2 separate regions of the Homo sapiens genome follow, and region 1 is linked to region 2. A link is a contact called in ENCODE Hi-C or POLR2A ChIA-PET data. All regions are on one chromosome and are shown on one strand. The core of a region is the stretch at or near the end of the contact, and the rest is flanking DNA. Distances in the headings are between cores, read along the strand shown.

What was found. Hi-C counts contacts between places; a loop is a spot of excess contacts on that map. ChIA-PET counts read pairs that join two places held with the same protein, here RNA polymerase II (POLR2A).
Region 1: a loop to region 2 is called in a map of DLD1, with 3 times the contacts of the local background. The contact joins two enhancer-like sites. A Hi-C loop is called at or near these places in 1 of 168 maps with a recorded cell type or tissue (DLD1). POLR2A ChIA-PET finds 5 or more read pairs at or near these places in 1 of 52 experiments (WTC11).

Annotation. Positions count from the first base shown.
Region 1 is chr11:117,805,994-117,811,024 of GRCh38, forward strand. It overlaps a transcript of DSCAML1 not described here. Among named protein-coding and RNA genes, the nearest start is that of DSCAML1, 11 kb to the left of the region's middle. RefSeq lists enhancers at 3,413-3,482, 3,533-3,582. Within about 2 kb of position 3,743, at least 9 of the 41 ENCODE cell types and tissues checked have a DNase peak (open chromatin) inside an H3K27ac peak, as active enhancers do.
Region 2 is chr11:117,580,369-117,585,160 of GRCh38, forward strand. All of the region lies in intron 3 of DSCAML1 (DS cell adhesion molecule like 1), which reads right to left. Among named protein-coding and RNA genes, the nearest start is that of DSCAML1, 210 kb to the right of the region's middle. Within about 2 kb of position 3,108, at least 2 of the 41 ENCODE cell types and tissues checked have a DNase peak (open chromatin) inside an H3K27ac peak, as active enhancers do.

The sequences.
Region 1 (5,031 bases), core at 2,493-4,992, 230 kb after region 2:
TGACCGCCTGGCCTGCGCTCAGCTAAGTGGTGTTTACCTCCCTCCTAGGCCCTGTTGCCTTCAGACTCTTGCCCACCTTGTTCACCACTCCATCCTCAGTACCCAAGGCAGGTCTTTGATGACTGTTTGTCGAATGAAGCTATGATGATGTGGCTGGGTTGGATGATCTTTACAGTCTCACCTAGGGCAAGGGGTTCGATAAGTCTGTGAAGAGAGCTGCTTAAGCTCAGAGAAAGGAGTGGTCAGTAAAAACCAAGGTAGGATGTGAGTTGGGCTTGAGCAATGGGAAGGATATGCAGAGAGGCAGGGAAAAGGCCTCCCTGCAGGGGCTCAGGAAAGCCTGACTCTATGGTGTGTCTACCCATCTGAGACACCCACACATCTGGCACATGGCAGTTCAGAGCTGTGTCCTCAAAGACTCATCGGTCCAAACTCTGAGCTGAACTGGCGGGCTAATTGTTTGTCTGCATCAGCCAAAGTAGCTTCTTCTTTTGGCAAATCATAATCAGAGTCCTGGACTCCTACTAATAACAATGATTATAATTGAGCACTTGCTGTGGGCCCAGCACTATGCTAATTACTCCAGATGCATAATCTCCAAACAACCCTATAAGACTGGTATGATTATTATCATCCCCATTTTACAGACAGTGAAACTGAGACATAGAGAAATTAACTAAGTTGTCCAATTCACGCAGCGTCAGATGCTCAAGGCAGTCTAATTTCAAACTCATCATTCTATGTATTGACTTTGGTGGTGGTGGTAGTGTTACTGCTGTTACATTTTTTAAAGTTTGAACATGGAAAATTTCAAGAATATACAAAAGTGGGGAGAACAGTATAACGAATTATTATGCACTCATTTCCCAGATGCTACAAGAGTTGACTCATGGCCAGTTTTTTGTTTCATCTATGCTCCCCTCCCATCACCATGAATTTTTCTGAAGCAAATTTCTTGTGTTACATAATTTCATCCATTGATCATTTTGTGTGCATCTCTCAAGGATGAGGCCAAATCCTCTTTCTCAATCACAATACTTTTTGCCTCCTGACTGAGAAGTTCCTTGGCCGGGGCACCCGCTTCCCCCAAGCCACACGCCAGATTTCAGGCTAGCCACTTCCCCACACAGTGGGCACAGAGGCAACAGGCTCAGCGGGTAGCCTGTCCCCAGCTCCTCACCACACAGCCTGACCAAATGGCATCTCTCTGCCTCCTCAGAGTGAATTTTTATCGCTGAAGCCCCTGCCATCAGTCTAGTTGCTCTGCAGATGGGGAACTGGATGTGGTGGTCTGCCTGGTGGGGTTGTTGACACAAGGATGAGTCTTTCTTGACCAGGCCTGTCCTAGGCTCCAACCCTGGCCTTGCCCCAAATCCCAGTACCTACTTCAGAATGATTTGGGGGGTGGGAGATCTCCTCTGCCTGGGAGGAAATGACTCCCCACTCCGCCCAGCCTAAGAGCAAGAAGGGATGAGATGGAGCCAAGAACCTGGAGTCAGAGATTCACCGCACTTCTCATGAGCTGGGAGGACCAAGTCTCACCTTTTTGGTCTGTGGAAGTGGGAACAGAACACCGACCCTGCAGCGTGGCTGTGAATGTCTAAGGAGATGGGCAAGTTTTCTCCGCAGAGTTGTTTAGCTAGAGAAGGTCACAGTACCTGCCATGGCCAGCAGGTGTCGCCCAAAGACTGAGTATGAGAAACCTTTGGGCGGGATGGGGGCTCCTCCATGGAGATTATCTTTCAATATTAGATACAGCTGGACTTGGAAGAAGTGGAAGAAAATTCAGCCTGAAGGGTTTCTCCTTTGAAAACTCAGTCTGGTTCTGGCTTTCGTCGGAGTTAAAAATTGGAGCTTTGCAGTTTTCACCCAGGCTAGAGTGCAAAGGCGTGGTCTCGGCTCACTGCAACCTCCACCTCCTGGGTTCAAATGATTCTCCCACCTCAGCCTCCCGAGTAGCTGGGACTACAGGTGCATGCCACCACACCCAGCTAATTTTTGCATTTTTAGTAGAGATGGGGTTTCACTTTGTAGGCCAGGCTGGTCCTGAACTCCTGACCTCGTGATCCGCCCGCCTAGGCTTCCCAAAGTGGTGCGATTACAGGCGTGAGCTACCGCGCCCGGCCTGCAGTTTTCAAAGTATGCTCACATGAAGATACCACAGCAAGACAGACATCAATATCCGCATGTTACAGATGAGGAAATTGAGGCTTCAGAAAGAGAGTGACTTGCTAAAAATTATGCAGGCACTAAATGACAGAGCCATTAAGTGACAAAATATAGAATTAGAAGGCCTTCGGACTCTATATTCTGGGCAATCTGCCGACACATTCCTATGGGTCAAACCTTTAGGAGGAGTCCTGAGACCATGGCTGGGCTGTCCCTGCCCCTCTGGAAAAGATAATAGGCGCATGCCCGAAGCCCCTGGCATGCGACATGCTATCCCCTGAGAGCATTTGCCATCTCTGGGTCTCAGTGGCTCCGAAACCACACAACTACACATGCACACAGGCACAGGTGAGGTGAAGGAGAGAGAGATCCCAGACTACAGAATCCGGGATCTGTATTTTCTGTTTCCCAGTATTTGGATGTAAGAAGCTTAGCATAGGTCTTGGGGCTGGCATTTGGGAAATCCTGAACTAGAAGATAAACTAGAAGGTTTATGTTCTGTAGTTTCATAAACACTATCCACTTAAGCTTGTCAAAAACACTAATACAGTGTCTGGCACATACTTGATAGTCAACAAAAATTTGCTGAATAATAAATGGCTGAAAAACACGCAATCACCCAGCCCAGCAGAAGCCTTGGTGAACACTGCTTCATCCCTCACCCACTTTACATGTTCGCAGCACTTTGTGGCGTACATATCTCATTTACACACATGATCTCGTTCAATCTCTTTAATGAGTTGGATATCACAAACCCCATCTCACAGATGAGAAAACTGAGGCTCCGAGACACTAAAGGACTTCCCCAGGGCTGCCCAGGTGGTCAGTGACCGAGCCAAGCTCACGCCCACGCCTGTCTACCCTGCTCTAGCAGCTCCGTCACTGCCCCGCCCCTGCTTCATATCATTTCCACTGCGAAGCTTGAGAGGAGGAAAAATCCATCCAGAGAGAATGAATCTTCCAGATCCGTTGGGAATGCCTCAGATTTAGGAGAGGCGACCTCAGGAGTTTGCCCTGAGACCCCAGGCTCAGGAGAAGTCTTGCCTCATTTGGCGAAGGGGCTCAGTGCAGACCTCCAGGGTGGGGCAGGTCCTGGGAGGCCAGCTGCCGCGTCTGCACTCCTGGAAAGTGCAGTGTGGGAAGGGTGGGAGCTGTGGGAAGGGAGGGGAGCCCTCCTCCCCGCTGTGCCTGACTCCTTGGGCGTGGCTCTGATGGCTGGAGAGGACAACCCGCCTCCCTGGCCCACTACTGGATGTGTCTCTGCGGTCCTCCGCGGAAGGAAGCTCCAGGCCTCCGCACTGGGAACCTGGTGTCTGCCTCCCCCTAGTGCCACAGGACAGGATGGTGGCGCCGCAGGCTGCTGTGCAGTACAACATAGACGGCGGCCACTCAAATTCTCCACTACACAGGTCCTGCCCTTCACCCCAGTCATGTCTCGCAGTGAAGCCGGAGGCTGGGCTCACTCCCTGCCCCAGCCTGTGTCCTTGCCAGCCTCTAAGAACTACTGGAGGGGACCAATGGTGTCCTCCAAAACAGACCTCTGATTCTCAGCTGAGGAGGCTGAATCGCCGCGCAGCGCTCCAGATGCTAGGTCCACCCACGCAACCCTCCTGGGTTGCTCTGCTCCTCCCCAGTTCCAGCTCAACTAGCAACGCACAACACACACAAACTCACACAGTCACATACACACTCACACTCACTTACACATTCACATACTCTTACACACACACACCCACACACTCACACACACATTCACACATTCACACACACGCATATTCACATACACACATTCACACACTCACACATTCACACACACTCATACACACATTCACATACACACATTCCCACACTCACACATATTCAAATATTTTCACACACATTCACACTCACACACATTCACACACTCACTTACACATTCGCACACACATACACACATTCACATACATACATATTCACATTTCAATCTTGGCGCCACACTTCAATCTCTCCCTTCTCTTAATTTCAATTCCTTTCATTTTCTGATAGAGACAAAGGAGACACGTGGACCCAAAACTCCGTGGACCCAAACTCCGTGGACCCAAAACTCCGTGGACTCAAAACTCCAGCGCCCTCTGGGGGAGGGGCAAGTACCCCTCAACCCCTTCTCCTTCACCCTTAGTGGCAAGTCCCGCTTTTCTAGGGGGCAAGAACCCCCAATCCCTTATTTCCGCACCCCGACCTCTTATCTCTGTGTCCCAATCCCTTATTTCCGCACCCCGACCTCTTATCTCTGTGCCCCAATCCCTTATTTCCGTGCCCCAACCCTTTCTCTGCTTTTCTGGAGGGCAAGAAACCCCCACCCCCTTCTCCGTATCTCTACTCTTTTCTCTAGGCTTGCCTCCTTCACTATGGGCAAGCTTCCACCTTCCATTCCTCCTTCTTCTCCCTTAGCCTGTATCCTTAAGAACTTAAAACCTCTTCAACTCTCACCTGACCTAAAATCAAAGTGTCTTATTTTCTTCTGCAATGCCGCTTGACCCCAATACAAACTCGACAGTAGTTCCAAATAGCCGGAAAACAGCTCTTTCAATTTTTCCATCCTACAAGAGCTAAATAATTCTTGTCGTAAAATGGGCAAATGATCTGAGGTGCCTGACGTCCACGCATTCTTTTACACATCAGTCCCTTCCTAGTCTCTGTGCCCAGTGCAACTCGTCCCAAATCTTCCTTCTTTCCCTCCCGCCTGTCCCCTCAGTCCCAACCCCAAGCGTCGCTGAGTCTTTCTAATCTTCCTTTTCTACAGACCCATCTGACCTCTCCCCTCCTCGCCAGACCAAGCTAGGTCCCATTTCTTCCTCAGCCTCCGCTCCTCCACCCTGTAAT
Region 2 (4,792 bases), core at 1,858-4,357:
TAGAGCGAGGTTTGGAAGAGGTTTACTCTGGACTGTGTGTTGGCTGTGTGACCTCTGGTAGGTACTTAATCTCTCTGTGCCTCCCTTTCTGTATTGGTAAAAGACAGAGAATCATGGCACATAGGTACTTTCAGGAATTTTGTGATATGTAAATGAGAAAATGCATGAGAGGCTCTTTGTGATGCCTTGCACCCAGTAATTGCTAAATAAATGTTGGCCATTTTAATGATCGTTAATAGTTCTGGCCTTGAGCTGGGATCTGAGGTACCAGGGTTCCCTGCTTAGGATTTCCTTCTCTCTCTCTCTTCTTTGAAGCCATGGGCAAATCACCTGGAGCCTTCTTCTTTCCTGCTTTTTTGCAACCAGGATAATGATAGCTCCCCTTCCTTCTAGCACTGCTGTGTGGATTAATTAGTGTTAATTAATGGGCTTTGAAAATGAAAAGCACCTAGCTAAGTGCTGATCATGATTATTAATGGGAACCTTGAACATGGAGAAGGTGCTGAACAGGGTCCTAAAATTACACAGATTAAAGAACAATGAGGACAGGTGAGAAAGTGGCTATTAAGCTCTGAGGATGGGACCCAGGTCTGCCAGCCTGCCAAGGTGTTCAAGCCAGAACAAAACCTCGCAGTCATTCTTATGCAAAAATGACTTGGTGAGCCAACGAGGTAGAATGTTTTCAACAAATGTCATAGGCTGGAAGGGACCGCTGCAGGTCACTGAGCCGAAGCCTCCTCCTTTGAGGAGCACTGTGGCCCTTTTGCCCCTGTGAAAAATTGCCGTGCCTGTGCACTTTGAGGCAGGAAGGGTCTCCCCACGGTAATGATAATAATATAAGTTACCATGGATCACCTGCTCACTATCAAAGTGTAATTATCTAGTAAACACCATGCATTAAGGCTTTTACATGAATGTATTATGTCTTTTTTATGGAGGGGTCAGATTTATTGAGATAGAATTTGCATATAGTAAATCTCACCCATTTTAGTGTACAATTCTGAAAGGTCTGACATACCACCACCGCAATCAAGATACAGAACAGTTCCATCCCCTGCCAAACCCCTTCGTGTCCCTGTTGTCGGCCCCTCTCCCCAACCCCAGCTCCTGGCAACCACTGATCTGTTTCCTTTACCTTCAGTTTTGGCTTTTCTAGAACACTATATTTATGAAATGATACAGTGAGTAGCCATTCAAGTCTGGCTTCTTTCACTTAGTACAATGCATCTGAACATTAAGCATTGTGATGAACACAGGTAAGATCCATGCGTTACTTTTACATGCATATGTTATCTCTTCTCATTCTCAAGACACCTCTGAGTCAGGGACTATTATTATCCCCGTTTTATAGATGAAGCAACTGAGGCTTAGAAATGTTAACTTGATTAAGGTCATGCAGCTGGTAAGTGATGAAGCCACGATTTAAGCTCAGAGTTTCTAACCCAAAGTCCATGCACGCCCTTCTAGAAACCAATATCAGCAAATTTACTCAATTGTTTACACAGATTCTACCTTCATTTCCAGAAATGCTTCTTGTCCCTGATCTCATCCTATCTCCTCAAAATTCACTTCTGCCTATATTTAAAGACCCATACCAGATCCCTAGGCACAGCTTCCTGTAAGGAGCACACCACAGTTCTCACAGGGCCAGAGATCCCATGATCATCGGATGCGCATTCTCTGAAAGTAAGGGACATGCATTTGAGGACACAGGAATGAGTTCAGGGGACAAGAAGGGTATCTGGGACTCGCAGAAAAGAAATGTTAAGTTTCATTTATTGTCAGAATCAGCCTGGTTTCTTCTGGACCTGGTGTCTAATTTTATTTCAGCTGCTGCTTTGTGGATGTTGGGCTCTGTAGCCATTTACAAGTCCAGAGGGACCTGGGATGTGGTATGGTTTGAACCCACAAAACTGTTCTCTATTCCTTTGGAGAAGTGCTGAGCTGTGGCTGGGGAAGGCAGGCTTGGATACCAACTCAGCAACTAGCACACCAAAAAGGCACTTTCCCCTTACTGGGTCTCCAAGGATCTTGGCTGGTTGAGAGAGGGATAAGCCGGTTCCTCCAGCCCACATGGTCCTCTTCTTCCGCTCACAGTATCAATAATTGTCAAGATGTGCATAAAAGTGCATTGACCTAGTTGGAGGTTTCATAAATATAAATAAATTAAATGCTTATGCCTAAGGATGCCTGGGTAAGCATGGGGGAGAAAGAGAGAGAGTTACTCATGCTTGGATGGACAGTGAAGGGGACCCTCAGGCCTGCCAAGTGCAAACCAGAGAGTGCCAGGCTGTAAGGGAGAGGGGAATATCCGCAGGGCCCTGCCAGGAAGCCGGGCCCCTCCAGCTCCGGGGAAGGCTGGGCCTGAGTGCTCCTACTGTGTGCCCCAGTCCACGGGCTGTGGTGTCTGCGTAGGGATATTGACCCCTCAGTTCTCAGGCTGTGCCCTGAAGTAAATAAAGTTGAAGCACAAGAAGCCTGAGTGGGAGAAACATGGAATGATTTCAGTATTGATTTCCAAGAGGGAAAGAGGACAAAAGAATGCTAACAGCACTTCATGCTTTCAAAGTGTTTTCATAACATGATCCCATTTTATTCTCACAATGTGGCATAGGAGACAGGGATATTATTATTATTATTATTATTATTATTGTAGCACTAGCATTCCCATTTTAGAGATGAGAACATTGAGGCCCAGAGAGGTGAAGACATTTATGCAAGGTCACCCAGTAACCAGGTGGTTATCTAGTTCAAGAAACCATGGCCTTTCCCCTCCGCATGCTGATGGGCGGGGCCTGGACAGGTCTGGGACCCTCTCCCCTGGCCTCTTCTTCCCTACCCATTGTCAGTGCAGCTTCCCTTACCAGCCACTTGCACTGAAGACCCCTTGCCTCTGGTGTTCCCCCTTCCAAGTCCTCCCTGCACACTCCTCTGCCAGGCAGGTCTTAAACATGGCTTGTACCCCTCTGCTCAAGATCCTTCCTCAGCTCCCCTTCACCTATAGAACACTAGCCAATGTCTAAATCTGACAGTTTAGGCTTCGTGGTCTGACCTCATCTCGCTCCGCAAGAATCCCCTGCCCATCCAAATCTGAACGCCTGCCAGCCTTCTAGGCTCAGCTGCAGCCCCACCTCCTTGGGGATGCCTTCCCTGATTAGCCCGGCCTACGCGGCTCTCTCTTCTCCAGTCCCTGCCACAAGCGCCATTACCCTCCGTTCTGCATTGCTAGCCACCCCTCTCCCTGTGCAGGTCTGCCCTCCCCCCATCAGCCCCGGAGCCCTTGGGGAGCAGAAGCATCTGACACGCTTGACCAGATTAGGCCTGGAGAGAGCCTGGCTCCATCCCCGCCTAGCTTTGTGACCTGGGTCATTGTCCTGCCCTCTCTGCATCTTCATCCACAGAATGGGAGGAGGCTGAATCCACGAATGTCAGAAGTCCTTTCCAACTCCCACATTCCTTGTGATCATGGACCCCATCAGACCCTGGTGTGAAAGACTGATTCACTTTAGCGTTGCTCTTCTCCAGAAATTTGCATTTTAACAGGCACAATGCTTTCGGCCAAAGAAAAGAAGCTCTGACATTTGGAGTTGTGGGGGCAGGCTTCCTGGTACCCCTGTACACGGCCTGCAGGGGGTCATCTCCTCACGGCCAAAGGCCAAGTCTGCTTTGTGGAGATTTTCCTACTCCCCACCCCCTCCTCTCCTACCCCCCTGTGCAATATTAAGGGATCCTCGGGGAACTAAGAAAATAGAAACACATTTAAATTCTTTTCTGCTTCTGTCCCCTTGCATTCAGATGACTGACTCATGCTTGCCTCATCTCCCGGTCTCTAACTTTGGGCTCTAGCCCCAAGGGGCAGGGACGATGTCTTTGTTCTAGCTCCATTTTTGTGCCAGATCCTCAGACACTGGGATTCTTGGTCTGATTCCCCATCTGCCTCCACCCAGCCCCACCACCGGGATACAGTCCTTCCTATCAGCTTCTCAGGAGCCAGTGTCTACCCAAGATGGGATGTTTAGGAGGAAAAAACCAATCCCAAAGCAAAACTCAAAGCAAGCTTGTTTGTCTGCATTCAGGCCTGTATCAAGGAGTTGCATGGCACCAGGTTTGCCCAAATCCAGAGTCCTTCAAGGATGTCTGGCATCAACACTTGCTCGGCACAAAACTAGATCACTACTGTCTTGACCTTTGAGTCCTCAGAGCAAAGTTCTCAGCGCCTGGGTAGCTGCCGGCAGCTTTGCTAATTGTTCTGTGTTCCAAGTCAGGAAAAATCAGGCATGTGCATCACCTGAAGTGTTCAGCCACTTTGGTTGGTTTTGTTTTTTAAGGTGCCAAGTTGAAGTGGACACTTGGGTTGGTTTTGAACGGCTGTGAACGTTGCTTGCTACATTTGAACAGAGAGGATGTGGCATATTCAACTGCAATATAGTGGCATAGAGCATGGGCTCTGGGCAAGTGACTCAGTCTCCTTTTCTGTAAAATGGCTTAACAGGAGTACCCACCTAGTTCACAGAGTTGTTGGGGAGATCAATAGGATCATACAAGGAAAGTACTCAGAATGATACTTGGCACAGGACAAGTGTCCAATACATATTAGCTCTTATGATTATAACATGACTTGAAGGCATCGAAAATATTCCCAGTTAGTAGTGAATGGCCTGAGTCTTTGCTACAGTCTGATTTTGACGATCTCTGTCCAGATTATCCTTGTAAATATTATCTCCCAGGATTATTCAGGGCCTCCTCTCTTCATAGTCATTCAATCCTTCCACGTGACTCGCCTCATTTTGAT